Regions from separate parts of the Homo sapiens genome. Here region 1 is linked to region 2. A link is a loop called in an ENCODE intact Hi-C map of the cell type or tissue named here. Cell type or tissue: heart right ventricle. All regions are shown on one strand. Each heading gives the region's core, and the rest is flanking DNA. Links, peaks and the distances in the headings are about the cores only.

Region 1 (2,500 bases), core at 1-2,500, 86 kb after region 2:
GCCCAAATCAGCTGCCCAGGACAGCTCGCTTTGCACAGAGAAAGGCTTCCCCATCCTTCCTCCAGCCAGCCAATACAATGCAGGAGGTAAGAGCTCTGATCCCAGAGCCCTTCAGGCTGGGTTCAAACCCCAGCTCAGCCACTTGGTAGCTATGTGCCCTTGTACATGTTCTTAACCTCCCCATGACTTTGTTTTCTCATCTGTACAAGGAGGATAATACTAATAGCTACCCCACAGGACAGTCATGAGCAGTGTATGGGTTAATAAACATTCCGTGCTTGGGACAATGCCTGACAATTATAAGAGCTATATAAGTAATTGGTTGATTATCATTGTTGTTATTATTTTCTGAACCAAGAGAGACTATGGATATCAATCAAAGCAGACAAAAACCTAACACGCTGCGGGAGGTTCTGTGGAGGAGGGTGCAAGGCCTGTTGGGTAAAGGAGTGTCACCATCCACAGGCAGGTGGCTCACCAAGGGGATTACATCAGGCAGAAATTGCCATTAATAGCAGTTCCCTCTTGGGCCAGACACAAGCCTACAGAGCACGAGGAAGTGAGAAATTTTACTATTGCAAGAATGAGAAATATTACTACTGGGCAGAATTCCATTTTTAGAACCTGGGAAGTTATTTTGAGGGTTGGTGTTTTCATTTTTTTTAATAGCCTCTGCACTCTAACAATACTCAGGGCAAGAACTGCTCTGAGGAGAAACCAGGGCACAGTGGGGAGCCCTGCCAGCCTCTGTGGTTGCTGGGCAACCCCTCACCACCAGCCAGGCTAGTGGAGAGCAAGAGTAGGCTCCACATCCACACACCCCTCCTCACAAGTGCCAGAACTCATTAGATAAGCCCCTCTCAAGGATGTCTAGAGGAAGCAGCCTCATTTTCTTTTCAGCCTGGGCAGCTTGGAGTGAGGAAGGCAGGCCCTCAGGAAAGAGCACGCTGAACAGCTGCAGGCCAGCCTCACTTTTGACAGCTATGTCAGGTTCCTGTGGCTGCTGTCACAGATCGTCATGAATTTGGTGGCTTAAAACAACAGAAATGGATTCTCTCATAGTTCCAGAGGGCAGAGAAGTTCAAAATCAGTATCACTGGGCCAAAATCCAGTTTCAGTCAGGCTGCACGCCCTCTGGAGGTGTCGTGGGAGAATCTGTGCCTGGCCTCTTCCAGCTTCTGGTGGCTGCCAGCATTCCCTGGCTTGTGGCCACATCACTCCAGTCTCTGCCTCTGTAGTCACATGGCCTTCTCCTCTTCTGTTTTGACAAATCTCCCTCTGCCTCTCTCTTAAGGGTATCTGTGATTGCATTTAGGCCCTACTAGGATAGTCCAAAACTATCTGCCCATCTCAAGATCCTTAATCACATCTGCTATGACCTTTTTTTCCATATAAAGTAACATTCACTGATACGAAGGGATTAGGATCCAAAGTCTTTGGGGATTATGATTCAGCCTACTACCCATGCCGACATCTTCCTCTAACAAAGCAGACCAGCAACTCACCACTCCACCCCCTGGCATCCTGGCCCAGTCACTCTTCACCACCTGGCACCAGGTGGTACACCAGGCTCAGGATGACTGGGTACACGGCCCTGCCCCTGAGGCCCTACCCACCCTGGAGTTGTCTCTTACAGACCCAAAAACAGGCCAAGCAAGGCTGGAGTTTCCTGGAGCAGCAGGGGTGTTTAGCTACACACTCAGGATGTGGCAGCTCCCTTGAGGCCTCCAGTTACTGCCACAGAGGGAAATAGGGAGCTACAGACCAGAGGCCAGCACTGTAAAAATTTTCTTTAAAAAAATCTTTTTATTACACTATACAAATTCAATAAAGGAGTAGAAAAAATAGAAAATGCAAAGCCTGCGGAATTCTAGCCCCCAGGGATCATTATAAAATTTGTTGTGCAAGCAACCTTCCTTCTAGACCTTTTTCTATTCAGATAGAACCACAGACTTACAGTTTGAAAAACCACAAATGGCATTATATACTATACATTCTGTTTTTCAACCGGGTTTTTTCAATAAATGGTTTATTCTGGGTGCCTTTCATGGCAGTACATAGAGCATTTCTTCCATCTTTTTAAAGGCTGCGGAGGATCCCCCCACTCTCGGCCATGTGATTGAACCACGATTAAGTTACCCTGCTGATGGGCATTTGAATTGTTCCTAGTTTTGTAGCTGAAACCAATGTAGTGAGATAATTTAGGGAGAGACTAATATCTGACTAGTTTACATTGTTACAGGAGGCTCACACAGACAAGGAGGCATTTTTCTCTCACCTCCATATACCACCTCAACAGTACCTCAAAGCAGTCAAGCCTAGGATGAAGGAAGTGAGGGCTTCCCTTGCTCCCAAGAAGAATTAACAAAATGTTGTTCTCTGAGGCAGAGCCTTACTAGACAAAGAACCAGATGGTCTGCAAGGAGGAGGGACTCTGTCTTTGTGGAGAGGCTTCCACTGCAAGCACACAAACATCTCTTCTCAAACTGAGAGAATGTAT
Region 2 (14,304 bases), core at 534-3,033:
AGCTCATAAAGTGCTATTTCATTAAATTGTGTCTTCAGTTATGCAAAAACAGGGTCATGCCAAGGCTATTTTACTGCAAAGAAAGCAGAGAACCATAGAAGATATATTTTTAGAACATGACAATAGAAGTCATACTCCAGTTCTGCCTTGAATTAAAAGAAAATCATTGAGCACACGCCTAATTCTTTAAGCCAGCTTAAAAGAAGAATCTTCCTAGAGCTGAGTTTGGAGGAAACCAGACTATGGGTTCATGTCTTCTTGGACACTCCATGCCCCTAAGCAATTTCACCCCTTTTTGCAGGTGGGAGCCAGGACTCAAGAGGAAAATTGAGCGTATGCCTCTGGAATCACTAGCACTTCTCCCTACATTCCTTAATTTGCTTACTTAATGAACATCTATTGAGCACCTACCTAGGCACTAGGGCTAAAGTTATTAACTAGGACCATGTTTTACTCCCAGGAAGCTCACAGTCTCATGGGAGGAGGAGACCCTTGAGCTGCATTGAGAGCAAAAGTGCACGTGGCACAGAAGTAGGGAAGGAGCATTCATTCCAGAGAGAGGGAACAGCATGCACAAACTCAGGAGAGGCGAGGGCAGTGTAGTGGGTTCTGGGTAGTATAATTACTCAGGAATGATTGGAGCTGGGGAGGAAGACTAGAGGAAGTGAGAGACAGGCCAGACCAATCCCATTCATTGGGCATCTGTAGGTCATACACGTGACATTTGACTTTACATTGAGAACCACTGAGGATGCTAGGAGATGACAGGATTGGATCCATCCATTCAATGAATGTTTTCCAAGCATAGGGCACTGTCTGATGGGGTCCGTGAAGAGGCACATCTGGTGCTGCCTGGACTTGTCCTTAGGAAATGCAGCATCTCATTAGGAAGTGAGGGCTTGGGGGAGTGCCAGACACTTATACAGGTTTACCAGCGAAAGGGAAGGAGCCCACAGAGGGAGAAGCTAAGCAGATGGAGAGACAAGGCCACTGAAGGAGCAGGGTCCTGGGGATAGGCAGGGGTGAGATCAAGGATATGAGGAGAGGGTCTGTGGGGTCAGAGAAATGGATATTTTGCCTTTGAGGTCCAAGATGTGGGTTTGGCAGAAGGAACAGAGCTCAGGAGACTAAGTGCTGCAGAGGGAGAAATTTGGGTAATCAGTGGTGGATCCGGTGAAGAGCGAAGGCGGGACCAGGAAACAGTCATTGTCTCATTCAACAAACAAGACAAATGCTCACGGATCACCACATGGGGACCAGGGACAATTAGGAACCAGATTGCCATGGTTCCCACCCCCAGGAGCTCAAGGTCTCCTGCCATCCCTGCTTGCCCCTCCCATGTCTTCTTGTTGGAATCTCCTTGTACTCATCTTTAGGGCCCGTCTGAAATGTCCCCTCCTCGGGAAACATTCCCCCTTACTCTCAACAGGAATGCTTCCTCTCTCCTCTGGCCCCATGGTTCTTGGTCTCTGTGTCTCTCTTGTGTTTATGTACATTTCTTACCCTTCTTCTTACTGAACTATGAGAGTAGAGATAGCTTTTATCTCCCATGGAACCCATATATACTAGGTGCTCAATAAAGCTTTGTTGAATGGATGAATGCATGAGTGAATGAATGGATTTTACGAATCCAGATCATTCTCTCTGCTGGAAGTAACCTTTTCCCTCCCCTATTTCTAAGCTAAGCTCCACCCTTTCATCCCACTGTGGCCTGTCCCAGTGCTGACTGCTGTGTCACATGCTTGTCATGGGCCCTCTGCACTTGGGTGAGGTCATGGGTTCTGGCAGGATGCCATAGCTGCAGGTCAGAACTCACTCTGTCAATTTAACCCAGGTACTAGCAGAACTCGGGGTGCTTGTCTAGGCTCTCCAAAGGCTGCAGAGACCTGCATGCATACAGGATGCTGGGGCACCTGTCAGGCCTTCCTCGCTCTTGGTCTGACCTTGCTCTGCTCTAGCCCTCATGTGGCATAGCAGTCCTACCAGTGGGCATTGTCCTCCCTGCTGTGGCCTCACCTAGTGCTGACAGTGGCTCCACACACCCACAGAGTAAATGCTAGCACCCTTGACTGATGCCAGGGCCTTCTTCGTGTTGGTCCCCACCTTCTGCTTCCATCTTGTTTTCCATTATGCACCCCTACACCTGACAAAAATTCAATAGCCATGCCCTGGATAAATCTTTATTGAATGTTTTCTGTGTGCCTGGCTTAAGGTTACGTGCTGGGATTTCCAAAGTAGAAGACAGTCTACTGTCAGTGAGCTCACAGTCCAGTGGGCTGTAGGGGTGGGGCTGGAAGCAGGCAGTGACAGCACCCCATAGTTAGTGCTATCGGGGAGGAAGCCCAGGTTGCTCTGGGAGCCTTAAGGAGAAAGTCCAGGGTCAGGCTCAGTTTTCAGGGATGATGACAGGTGAGCCAAGACAAGGACAGAAGGGAGGGGCAGGGAAGGGGATCCCAGGCAGAGGGAGCAGCAAAGGCAAAGTGGGGAGGGGAGTCTGGCTTGGTGTGGTGAGTGTGAGTGGCAGAGGGTTGGAGGGGAAGAAGTCTGGCAAGGCTGGCAGAGGCAAAGCCACAGAAGGTGTCACTATGCCTCCATCCCCACCTGTGGAAATAAACCCCCTCAAGGCCCTCTCGGCTGCTCTCTTCACCAACGAGAGTTCTGTTTCCCTGACCCACATGGTCTCATCTTCCTCAGAATCTCAGTGGCACTTTACATCCCTCTCCTAACCCTTTTCCCTGTGCCAGCTTATTTGCAGCTTCCGTCTGTGCCTGCCCTACACACCTGTACCTGCCTAGAGTAGGGACATGGAGTTTCAATACCCTGCACAAATACTGAGTGAGGATCTAGGTCTTGGTACCGGAGCACAGTGGAGAGTGAGACAGGCGAATTGAAATACCTCAGTCCCCACCCAAATGACCCTGTCCCTCTTTCAGGCTCCCCAGTGAATCATCTGGAGATTGCTCCATAAGCAAGGAATCTATTCAAGAGGAGGACCATCATGTCATGCCCCTTATTGTGTGACTTTTGGCAAACTGTAGAACCTCTCTGATGGGGATAGAAGTAACTCCTCCCTCAGGGCCTTGTCATGAGCAAATGTGATGGCAAATGTGAAGTCTTGGTAAACTTTAGAGCAGCCTCCAAAGTCCAGAAGATTAGGAGTAGGGAAGCCTTTCCACTGCTCCTCACCAGCATACACTTTCCAGGACATGCCTCCACGGCGGAGCGTCTCAGACCAGGCCTCTGCACCAGGATGGGGCTGACCTGTTCAGCGCTCACTACACCTTCCAGCAGCTTGTCCCATCCTCCCATCCTCCTCGACACCTGCCCCCTTTTTTTTTTTTCATTTCTTATAAGTAAGAAGAAGCTTCTAGCACTTCTAGGCGGCCTCATGAGTAAAGCTGTGATTTTCAAGGCTGCAATTTTTCTTCTGATTCTAGAGGATTTACTTCTTGTCGTGTGTGTGTGTGTGTGTGTGTGTGTGTGTGTGTGTGTGTTTTAACCTCTGAGTTGGACTGCATCCAAATTTCAACATCAGAAGAATGGGAAGTTCTTGAACATGTTTAAACTGTGAAGCCCATAGAAGCCAGATCATTCTTTTGTGGAACTACAAAAAAAAAATTTCTTTTTTTTGAGATGGAGTTTCGCATGCAGTGGCACGATCTCAGCTCACTGCAACCTCCGCCTCTTGGGTTCAAGCAATTCTCCTGCCTCAGCCTCCTGAATTGCTGGGACTACAGGCTTTAGCCACCACGCCCAGCTAATTTTTGTACCTTTAGTAGAGATGGGGTTTCACAATGTTGGCCAGGCTGGTCTTGAACTCCTGACCTCAGGTGATCCACCTGCCTCGGACTCCCAAAGCGCTGGGTTTACAGGCATGAGCCACCTCACCCGTCATCTTTTTAAATAACAGTGTATTCAACCTTAAATTAACCTAAATTGTGTTAAATCAGAGACTACTGGATCCTTGTTCTTGCTATGGTTTTAACACATCCCCCAAAAGTTCATGTGTTGGAAACTTAATCCCCAATATGACCATGCTGGGAGGTGGGGCCTACTAAAAAGTGATTGGGCCATGATGGGAAGTCCTCATGGATGGATTAATGTTATCATGAAAGTGTGCTGTTATCCATTGAGTCTGGCCCCTGATGCTTCTCTCTCTGTGTCTCACATGCTTGCTTGCCCTTCTACTCTGTTATAACGCAGCAAGAAGGCCCTCACCAGATGCCATGCAGATGCTGGGGCCATGCCCTTGGACTTCCCTGCTTCCAGAACTGGGGAAATAAATTTATTTTCTTTATAAATTACCCAGTCTCGAGTATTCTGTTATAGCAGCAGAAAACAGACTAAGACAATTCTCATGTAGACAACTCATAGCAGGGGTCAAAGTTTAAGGAAAATGTTGAGACCTCAAGTCCTAAGTGGGGAATATTCTACACTCAATCTTCAGATTGGGAAGGTTGGGGGTGTTTATGTATGTTTATGGGTAGGACTCCGGCTCTAGGAAACAGAATTTGAGAGCTCTGGGTCCCAGAATCAGGCCAAGCCTCAAAAACAATAGCCCTGGGTCATCAGGGCTCTGCTGGACTTCCAGCTCTCCTTCCTGCTGTGCTGCTCCCATGATGACGTTGGCCAGCCTATCCCTCCCACCCCACCCACCACCTCCTGATCATTCTTAGAAAGGGAATGAAGCAGGTAACATTCTTAGAAAGGGAATGATTAGTAACATGGGCTGGAGCAAGACTGCCTGGATTCAACTCCAGCCTCTGTACTTACTAGCTATGCAACCTTGGACAAGCCTTCTGTGCCTCTGTGCTTCAGTTGCCTTATCTGTAAAATGGAGATAGTAACAGCACTGACCTTAATTGTACTGATGAGGATTAACTGAGTTACTACAGGGGTCTACAGATCTTTTCTGTAAAGGGCCAGATAGTAAATATTTTTAGAATCTGCCATTATTCATCCCATGTCTGACAAAAATCGGATAGCCATCCACGGGATAAATCTTTTTTTTTTTTAAGACAAAGTCTTGATCTCTTGCTCTGTCACCCAGGCTGGAGCATAGTGGCACGATCTTGGCTCACTGCAACCTCCGCCTCCCAGGTTCAAGTGATTCTCCCACCTCAGCCTCCCAGGTAGCTGGGACTACAGGCGCCCACCATCATGCCCGGCTAATTTTTGTATTTTTAGTAGAGATGGGGTTTCACCATTTTGGCCAGGCTGGTCTTGAACTCCTGACCTCAAGTGATCCACCCAACTCGACCTCCCAAAATGCTGGGATTACAGGTGTGAGCCACTGTGCCCGGCTGATAAATCTTTACTTAATATTTACTATGTGCCTGGCTCAAGGTTAAGTGCTGGGATTTCCAAAGTAGAAGATAGTCTACTGTCAATGAGCTCACAGTCCAGCAGAGCTGGAAGGGGTGAGTGAGCCTGGTAAGCAGCCAGTGATGGCATCCCATAGTTAGTGCTGCGGAGAAAGAAGCCCAGGTTGCTCTGGGAGCCTCCAAGAGAAGGTCCAGGATCAGGTGCAGCTTTCAGGCCGATGACAGGTGAGCCAAGGAAAAGAGAGAAGGGTGGGGCAGGGAAGGGGGTCCCAGGCAGAGGGAGCAGCAAAAGCAAAGTGGAGAGGGGAGACTGGCTCGGTGTGGTAAGTGTGAGTGGCAGAGTGTTGGAGGGGTAAGGAAAAGCTTCTAGCACTTCTAGGAGGCCTCAGGCTCTGTCACAACTACTCCACTCTGCCATTGTATCATGAAAGCGGCCATAGACAATATGTACATGATAGGCATGTGTTCCAATAAAATGTATTTATAAAAACAAGCAGGGAGCTGGATTTGCCCAGAGGCCTATAGCTCACTGGCCCATGAGTTAATATGTGAAATAAGTACTTGTCATGTAGTAACACTCAACCAATGTTAGCAATTATTATTCATCATGAATCAACTAAATATTTGAGCACCTACTCTGTGCCAGGCCCTGTTCTGAGTGCTGGGGATATAGCCATGAACAACACAGACAAGGTTCCTGCTCTCGGGGAGCTTCCATTCTAGATGGCAGAGACAAAAATAAACAAGGAAACGAGAGAAAATACCAGTTCGTGGTAAGTGCTGTCTTAAAACTAAAGCAGGGACTGTGATAGTGATGTCAGGGTGGAATACGTCACTGCGGTGGCCAGCAAAGGCCTCTTGGAGGATGTAACGTTTAAGCCAAGACTAGCATGATGAGAAGGAGCCAGCTCTGTGGCAACTGCAAGAACAGAAATCCAGGCAGGAAAAAGCAGCTCAGGCTCTTGCTTCTGCTTTTGCCCTTAGCCCAGCTGCAAACCAGAGGCAAGGGTCTGCAATGCTGGGAGGGCCAGGAGGGGAGGGGGACAGCAAAGAGAGGACAGAAAGGAACATCTCTTTGGATCTTGCAACTCTGGGTGCTGCAGAGGCTGTGGGAGGGGGTGTTTCTCCTCATCCTCTTGATCCTTAGCCCATCTCCCAGGATACAATCCTTTTCTTAACATCCCGGCCCTCAACCCAACACCCCTCTCTCCTTTCTCCTCCATTCCCCTCACCGATTGGCTGAAAGCCCTCAGCCTAGGCATGGCAACATCTCTGCTTCGCACATCTGTCTCTGAGTCCCAGGCTTGCTTGAGCCAGTTTACCCATTACTTAAAGCCGGTGGTGCCACCCAGCTGGTGAGTAGGACGATCTGTAGCTGCTTCCTCCTGTACAACGGGTGTTTGGAATTCCATACACAGAGAAAGAGGTGGGTTTCACTGGAGCCACTCCCGGACACAGGTTTGCTTCCGTTGTTCTCCAGTTCAATGTTTCCTAAGCTCTTTTCCGATTGAGAAAGCTTCTCTGTGCATGTAGTTTCTGGCCCCTGCAGATGCTGCAAGCCCCCTCTCTTTCCCGCTCTCCACCCACAATGTGCAGCCTTCTCTTATTAGTTGAACATTCTGGCTCACACAGAATTCTAGAGGATGGCCTAGCCTAGGAACCAGACTACACAGGTGATGTTGCTCCTCTACAGAGAACAAATCCTCAACTCCAACAGCTTCTGGAGCTGGAGCCAGCCTGCTGAGGTTCCTACCACGTTGGTTTCTCACTTGCAGCTTCTACACCTGAGGGACATGTTTCCTGACCTGGTCCCAGCCTCTAGTTATGCCCTTCTGGGTAGCGCTCTGTCCCTCCTTCAATTCTCACTTCCTTTAGACACCTTCCCAGACTGTGTCCCCAACTCGGATGCCCCCTGGTTCCAGCATGTCCCTCAGGATGCGAGCCTCAGCCCTGGTTCCAGGATCTCCCTCCGGATGCGAGCCTCAGAACCAGCTCTGACTGGTGTGTCCTTCTCACCCCAACGTGCCAGGCATAGGGGTCTGAAATGGCACCTCCTCTCTCTGTGTCCCTCACATCTCGGCTGGCTGTGAGAGGGTTTCCAGGGCTACCAGACTCACCAGCGACTGGTGCTGTCAGGCTGGCTGTCATGTGGCATGGTGGATCCCACAGGCGGGTGGGCAGCATGGGGTGGGGTCGGTGTGTCCTCCAGCCCATTTGGGAGGCCTCCACCGCCCCAACTCTTTGTTGTGCCGCGTTGCTATTTTGGTACCCAGGAAGCTGGCCGGAAAAGGGAAAGTCTGACCCCTCTTCCTGTCAACAATGACTTTCTGCTTAGAGCTGACCCTTCTGGGGTGAGTCACCAGGAAGGGCAATCTGCCTCTGCCGAGGGGAGGAGGAACACCAGGAGGGGAGGCTCACTGTCCAGGGTCACCGAGGCTTGTGGCTAGACCAGGGTCTTCCTGCTGAAGAAGGGGCTCAGAATAGTCTGCCTGCTGACCCCCAAAAGTGGAGGTGGCCTCCAAATCCCTCCCCTAACTCCTCCCTGTCCTGCAGTTTCACCTGCAGGTCACACCAGATTGATGTCCTTAAACACAGCTGTGACCATGTCACATCTTGATTATAATCTTCAGAGGCTCTTTGTTGCCTCCAGAATGAAGTCCAAATGCCCTCACTTGGCCCCAACCTCCTCTTCGACCTCCTCACCCCCTGCTCCTTCATGCCTTCTGCTCCACCAGGCTGGCCTCTTTTGCTCCTGCATGTGACACAGCACACACAGCCGTCTCCACACTTCTGCCTTCGCCATGCCCTTCTCCATCATCCCCCTCCTTGGAATGCCTTTTCCTTTCCAGATGCACCATTCCCATTTCCAATCCCACATCACCCTTCCATCTATCCAAAAAATATTTAATGAGCACCTTCTGTGTGCCGAGTCCAGTGCTATGAGCTGAAGTTTCCACCTCCAATGAGCTAGACAAGCACTCATGGGCCTGTCAGGCTTGCAGAAGGTACAGAGACATACTCAGGCACTTGCAATGTAGCACCTGGGAGGGACACCTCACCCACCTCGAGATCACAGAAGGTGGCTGGTGGAGGTCACACCCCTGCTGATTTCCTGGGGAGTGAGTAGGAGGTAGGTGGGTAAGGGAATAAGGGCTGGAAGCTGGCAGCAAAAATGTGTGGACCAGAGGAACCAGAAAGTAGGAAGACCTCAGTCAAGAGTCAGTGCATTCTAGGAACTGAAAGCTGGTCATAAAATTTGGAGTAGAAGGTGTGAGGTGGGTGGTGAGAAGAGGCGGGGAGTGGCCCAGTGGTCCCTCACAGTTTGGTCTTTATCGTAAGAGCCAGGAGAAGCCAGTGAATGGTTTATAGCAGAGGTTCACAGTGTGCAAATTTGCATCTTGGAAAGTCCAGAGTGACTGGAGTGGGGACCACAGATTGGAGGAGGGTGAGCTGCAGGTGGGGAGACTTTACATGGGAACGGTTTATACAGTCTGGGCCAAGGTCATGGTGGCGTGAGTCGTGTTCCCCCTTAGCCTCCAGCCACATTCGCCTTCTTTACATCTCATTTCCCACCTGGGGCCATTGCACTTGCTCTTTCCTCTGCCTGAAACACTGTGTCCCCTGACACTCACATGGCTTGTGCATCCAAATAATCCAAGTTTCTGTCTAGAGTGGACCCTGACCGCCATCACTCTCAATGTGCTTCCCTTGCTTTAATTTTCATCTTGGCATTTATCACTCCCCGACTGATATGTTGTAGGTTGTGCATGTGTTTCTCTATCTCCATCACTAGAATGAGACCTCCCTCAGGGGAGGGGTTTAGTCTGCCTGCTTTGCCTTCACTTTGGAGGTACCTGAGGCATGCCCAGTGTGGACATCTAGTAGACACTGGTGATGGGATGCAACCGGGAGCATCTGACTCACCAGGAAGCACCATAGCTGCACTTGTGGCAGGGAACGGGATGGTGGGGGTGACAGCAGAACTTCAGTCAGAGTGGGAAGAGAAGGGGCCTGGAAGAGAACCCGAGGTCTGCAACACCTCTGCCTCAGGTAGAGGAGAGGAACCCTCAGAGGAGGAAAGAAGGGATGGTCAGAGAGTGGACCTTATACAAGTGCTGCGCTTTGTGCCTCAGATGGGTGCTTTAGGTTGTGTGGTGCAGCACCGAGGTACCAGGGAGTGGAGATTCCTGACAGGAGGAGCGGACCAAGAACATTGCAAGCCTCAGAGAGCTGGAGGCTGCCAAAGCCCCCTGGGGTAGGCCACTGCAGCTTCCAGAGTGTGCAGACAGACTCCAGGCACAGTGGGGAGGAAAAGAGGAGTTTGGCTGAGGAGAGATGGAAGACGGGGAGCGCTGTGGTGAATAATGACCACAGCCTCTTTAACTGCTCTGCTGGCCCCGCTTTGCCAGCAAATTCTCCATGCAGAGTAATATTTTAAAAGCATAAATCAGATCATGTCACTCCCTTGTTCAAAACCATTACTTAGAATAAAATGCAAACTCCCTAAAGTGACAAACAAGGCCCTAGGGGACCTGGCCTTACCTTGTCCTCTGACTTCTTCTCCCCGGAACTGTGTCCTGCTCACTCCACTACTACCCCTCGACTCCTTGCTGGTCCCTAAGCAAGCTGCTCCCTGCCTCAGAGCACTGGCTGGTGCTGCTCACTCTTCCTGGAAGGCCCTCCTGGATATTGTCACCTGGCCCTCCCCTTCACCACATTCAAGCCTCTGTTCAAATGTCACCTCCTCAGAGAGGCTCTTGCTGAGCATCCTAAGATAGAACTCTCCACCCTTTGTCACTTTTCCTTATTTTTTGCGTGGAAGGCAATTATATTTATTATGTATTACATGTTTGTGTATTTGCTGGCTTCCTTCTTGTTCATCTTCCCCACTAAAGTGTGAGCTCCAGGAGGACAGGGGTTTTGTCTGCTTTGTTCACTCTACATTCTTAGCCCACAGAACAGCCCACAGAACAGCACATAGCACACACTGAGCACACAATAAATGTGCTGAATGGATGTTCGACTAATGAACAACAATCTCTAAAGCGAATTCGCAAGGAGTCTGACATGCAATGGCTCAGCACAACAGCTTTGCAAAGGGGCATCCCCATTTTACAGAGGAGCAAGCCTGGACTTGGAGTAGCTGAGTAACTTGGCCACAGGCAGAGCCCGAGCTTACTGGATTGTAGGCCGTGACCACAGACCAGCTCTTCTTACCCAACTGGGGGACCCTTTCAGAGAGGAACAATCTAGGCCCTCCCTCCACCTTCTCCTAGTTTCAGTAGGGAGATGAGAAGACAATGTGGGGAATAAAGAAGTCCAGCGAGGAGCGCTGGGAGGAGAGGAGGAGGAGGAGCCCCAAGGAGCCGGCTGCTGGAGGAGAGGGCGTCTGTCTTGGCTCCTTGCCGAGGCCTGAGGAGAGAGGCTGTCCTTTGAGTAAGAATTACATGCCCTACATCCCAAGCTAAAGGGCACCTTGGATCCCAAAGCCCACTTCTACCTTCAGGGGATGAGCAGAGATTTGCCTCAGGATGGGAGGGCCCTTCCTAAGGAAGCCCTGACCCTCTGGAAACTTCTCCCTCTCCACCTCCCCACCACCCACTGCAAGCTGCTGGGAATTCCCCACTTCCTGGTAGGAACTATAGAGCCCCAGGGGGAGTTTCCTCAGCCCTGGAATTCAGGACACTTTCCTGCTTTTATGATACTGTCTTCACCCTCTGCATACCAACCCCTCCCCAATACAAATTGGTGGCAAGTAGGTGGAGGAAGGAGGGTCCACTGGAGAACCCCCCCTTACCACCCAGCCCAGGAGCAAACAATTTCTCCCCAGGGCTCAGAAGCTGCCTGTGAGCTTCTTGTTTGGGGCTCACACTGAGTTCCCCCTGTCCTTTATTTGAGATGAGTGACTCGTGACACCACAACTGCTGAATCTACAGCCTCCAAAACCATGCTGGGGTCCAATCTCTAGCCCGGGCAGGAGGCATTCTGCTGGTGCATCTCAGTGTGCCCCCACGCTGTCCCGGTAAGTCACTCCAGCCTGGTCCCTGGAGTTCTTGGCCCTGTCTCTGCTTGCTGGAAGTGCCCCTTCCCTGTCCGTTTCCTGGCAGCGTGTAGGAAAGAATGATGGACAACAGGCCAAAGCTGGGAGGTCTTGTTCGGTCAGCCAGCCTCAGGGAGCCCAGCTGGGATGAGCATCAGCTTGCTGGCATCTGGGGTCTAGACAGCAGTCACATGAGTTGTGTGCACTTGTCTAGTCTGAGACACATCCCAGGCCAACTGTTTGCTCATGTGTCCCCAGAGCACCTGCTACTTCCGGGAAGCTCTCTTGTAACTCATTTCAGAAAACACCCAATCTGCCAAGGCTTCGCTACAAGGCACTGGAAGAGAGAAGAATAAAAGAATGGAGAAGACAGAGCTCCTGCCTTCCAGGAGTCTAGAGGCCCATCCTAACAATCATCACTGTGGTTTAAGATGTGCCAGCCTCTGGAATGAGGTGTGGGGACTCAGCGATAAGTAAAACATTTCTCTGAACTTCAGAAATTTAGATTGTAGCTGGGGAGAGAGACATATAAACTGGTAATTCTACTACATGGTGGAATTACCTGAAAAGCCAGGCAGCTCCTCCCTCCAGCCTCAGCTGAGATGTCATCTTCCCACAGGAAGTCTTCCCTGACCCTCGTCTGGGTAGACGTCCTTCAAGCATCACAGCATATACCACTAAGCTGTGCCATTGCCTGGCAGCCTAGCAGAAACTCCCATTCCCCCATCACCAAAACATGAACACTCTGAAGGCAGGGACTGGCCTTCTGTCTTTGTGTCCTCAGCGTCTCACACAACTAAACATATTTATAGATAAGTGTTACATGAACGATTTCTAAACAGTTGACTGCAATACAAGGCTGACAATATATGCTAAATAGAGATTTGACAACATGCTGGCTTTGTTGTAGAGAAAGGGCTGATTAATTTTGAACTATGAGGATAAAAAAGGCACCAAAGAGAAGGTGTGATTGCGGCTAAGCCCTATGGGATGCACAGGCTCTTGCCAGCCAGAGAAACAGGAGGAGAGCATGAGTCAGGAAAGTACATGCTTTGTTACAGCTAACATACAAAAGCCCACAGGGACTGGCGCATAGGACATGGAGGGAGGAGATGTAGGTGGTCAGGCGAGGAGGAGTCTTGGTATCGTGCTAAGCAAGGAGTGTCGTCTTTGTTCTGTAGACACAGAGACCCTCTGAGAAGTTTCCATGACAGGAGTCATCTAAACTGACCCGCATTTTGCAGAGGCTCTGCTGACGGCTGTGGGAAGGGTGTATTTTGGAGAGTTTATTTCTAGGAGTGTCCTCTCTTTGTCCTCTCTCCCCTGGAAGGGGGAGCTGGGGAAAGTTGGAGGGAAAGGGTGGAGCAGATAAATCAGTTAAGAAGCAATGTAATGTTAGGAGACTGGTGGCAATAACATGAATCAGAACAGGTACAGTGGGAATAAATAGAAAGAGGCAGAGTTGGTGACATGAGAGTGAGACTGAATTATCTACACAGAGTGGCTGGGAGGACATGAGAGAGGAGCAGGCTCCAGGAGTGGGGGAAGGGGAGGAGGCGTTCCATTCTGGGCTGCCATCAGCATGGGAGTAGAGGACGAATCTTAGATTTTCTCAATCCTGATTCATCTTGATAACAAGCTATGTGAGGACTTTGAGGAACCCATTTTGTTCAAAGCTTACACAAGTGACAAAATCTCTTCCTATTATGGAAACATCTCACAGAGCCCTCCCAGTTTTAACTACCACCATCCCACATACACCCACCACCATAGCAACCCACATGGTTGAGACACAGTGGGGTGTTGCCAGGAGAGGTAAGGTGTGGTGTGTACAGGGAGCCCCTGTCATCATCGGGATGACTTTATGTCCGTGAGAGTGGCAGCCCACACCCTAGCCTCTGAGCTGCTGGCTTTCCCCATCTCTGACAACCTTCTGTCCCACTGTGACTTGGCCACCCACTCCCATCACCACTCCCTAGACTTAGTCACCACCCAGAACTCCCTCACCTCTGAAATCACTAATCTTGATGGCCTTCTCTATACTCTCAGCTTCTCCACTCAATCACTTTGTCTACTCTTGACCTCTGACCCCATCAGGTACCCCGTCCATGGATCCCTCTGTTTTCTTTCAATCCAGCAGCCCCCTTTTTCCTGCATTCTCTTTTCTCACACCTGAGATGCACAGCTCAGAATTTTATTCATTCTCTCCTATAACATAAATTCCCCCTTGTTGCACCGCCTGCCAAAATTCCACCGGTGGATGAAGCAGCTGTCCTTTTCCTCTGAACTGCACTGGCATGACAGGTGATTCTGCAGGAGAAGGCCACAGTAGCAAGCTGGCCAGGTCCTCCAACACTGTGACCACCAAGCTTGGCTGGGTCCTCAGTGCTGCCTGCCATACATATTCTAGTCCTGGAAAAACCACCCTGGTAGACCGTATCCCTGTCCTCAAACTTTCCACATACTTACTTCCATCTGAATTCTCAGCAGATGTTATCTCCTACTCCTTTCAAAGATAAGACAGAAGCCAGCCAGGTGTGGTGGCTCATGCCTGTAATCCCAGCACTTTGGGAGGCTGAGGCAGGTGGATCACCTGAGGTCAAGAGTTCAAGACCAGCCTGACCAATATGGTGAAACCTTGTCTCTACTAAAAATACAAAAAAAAAATTATCTTGGGGTGGCGGCAGACGGCTGTAGTCCCAGCTACTTGGGGAGGCTGAGGCAGGAGAATCACTTGAACCCAGGAGGTGGAGGTTGTAGTCAGCCAAGATCGCGCCACTGCACTCCAGCCTGGGTGACAGAGGGAGACTCCATCTCAAAAAAAAAAAAAAGACAGAAGCCTTGAGGCAGTGAGTCTTCAGCCATCCTGCAGCTTCTCTTATCTACCGGCTGCACAGGTCCTCTCCACTTTGCCTCCTGGTTTAATGGAAGGCATACACT

What was found. Hi-C counts contacts between places; a loop is a spot of excess contacts. Peaks named below come from ENCODE experiments on the same cell type or tissue, not always from the same donor. Only the 100,000 strongest peaks of a DNase experiment are listed, where the experiment ranks them.
Region 1: it touches region 2 in a loop (2.1-fold over the local background); 22 of 110 quality-filtered maps call a loop at or near these places.

What each region holds. Positions count from the first base shown.
Region 1 is chr1:109,814,688-109,817,187 of GRCh38, reverse strand. No RefSeq gene overlaps it. Among named protein-coding and RNA genes, the nearest start is that of LINC01768, 12 kb to the left of the region's middle. RefSeq lists a silencer at 392-471 and enhancers at 642-691, 842-961. In heart right ventricle, for the core only: a CTCF peak has its summit at 1,153 (motif pointing left); no DNase peak of the experiment used is centred there.
Region 2 is chr1:109,889,347-109,903,650 of GRCh38, reverse strand. All of the region lies in intron 4 of LINC01768 (long intergenic non-protein coding RNA 1768), which reads right to left. Among named protein-coding and RNA genes, the nearest start is that of CSF1, 14 kb to the left of the region's middle. RefSeq lists an enhancer at 13,110-13,404 and a cis regulatory region at 14,090-14,304. In heart right ventricle, for the core only: no CTCF peak of the experiment used is centred there; a DNase peak (open chromatin) is centred at 1,782.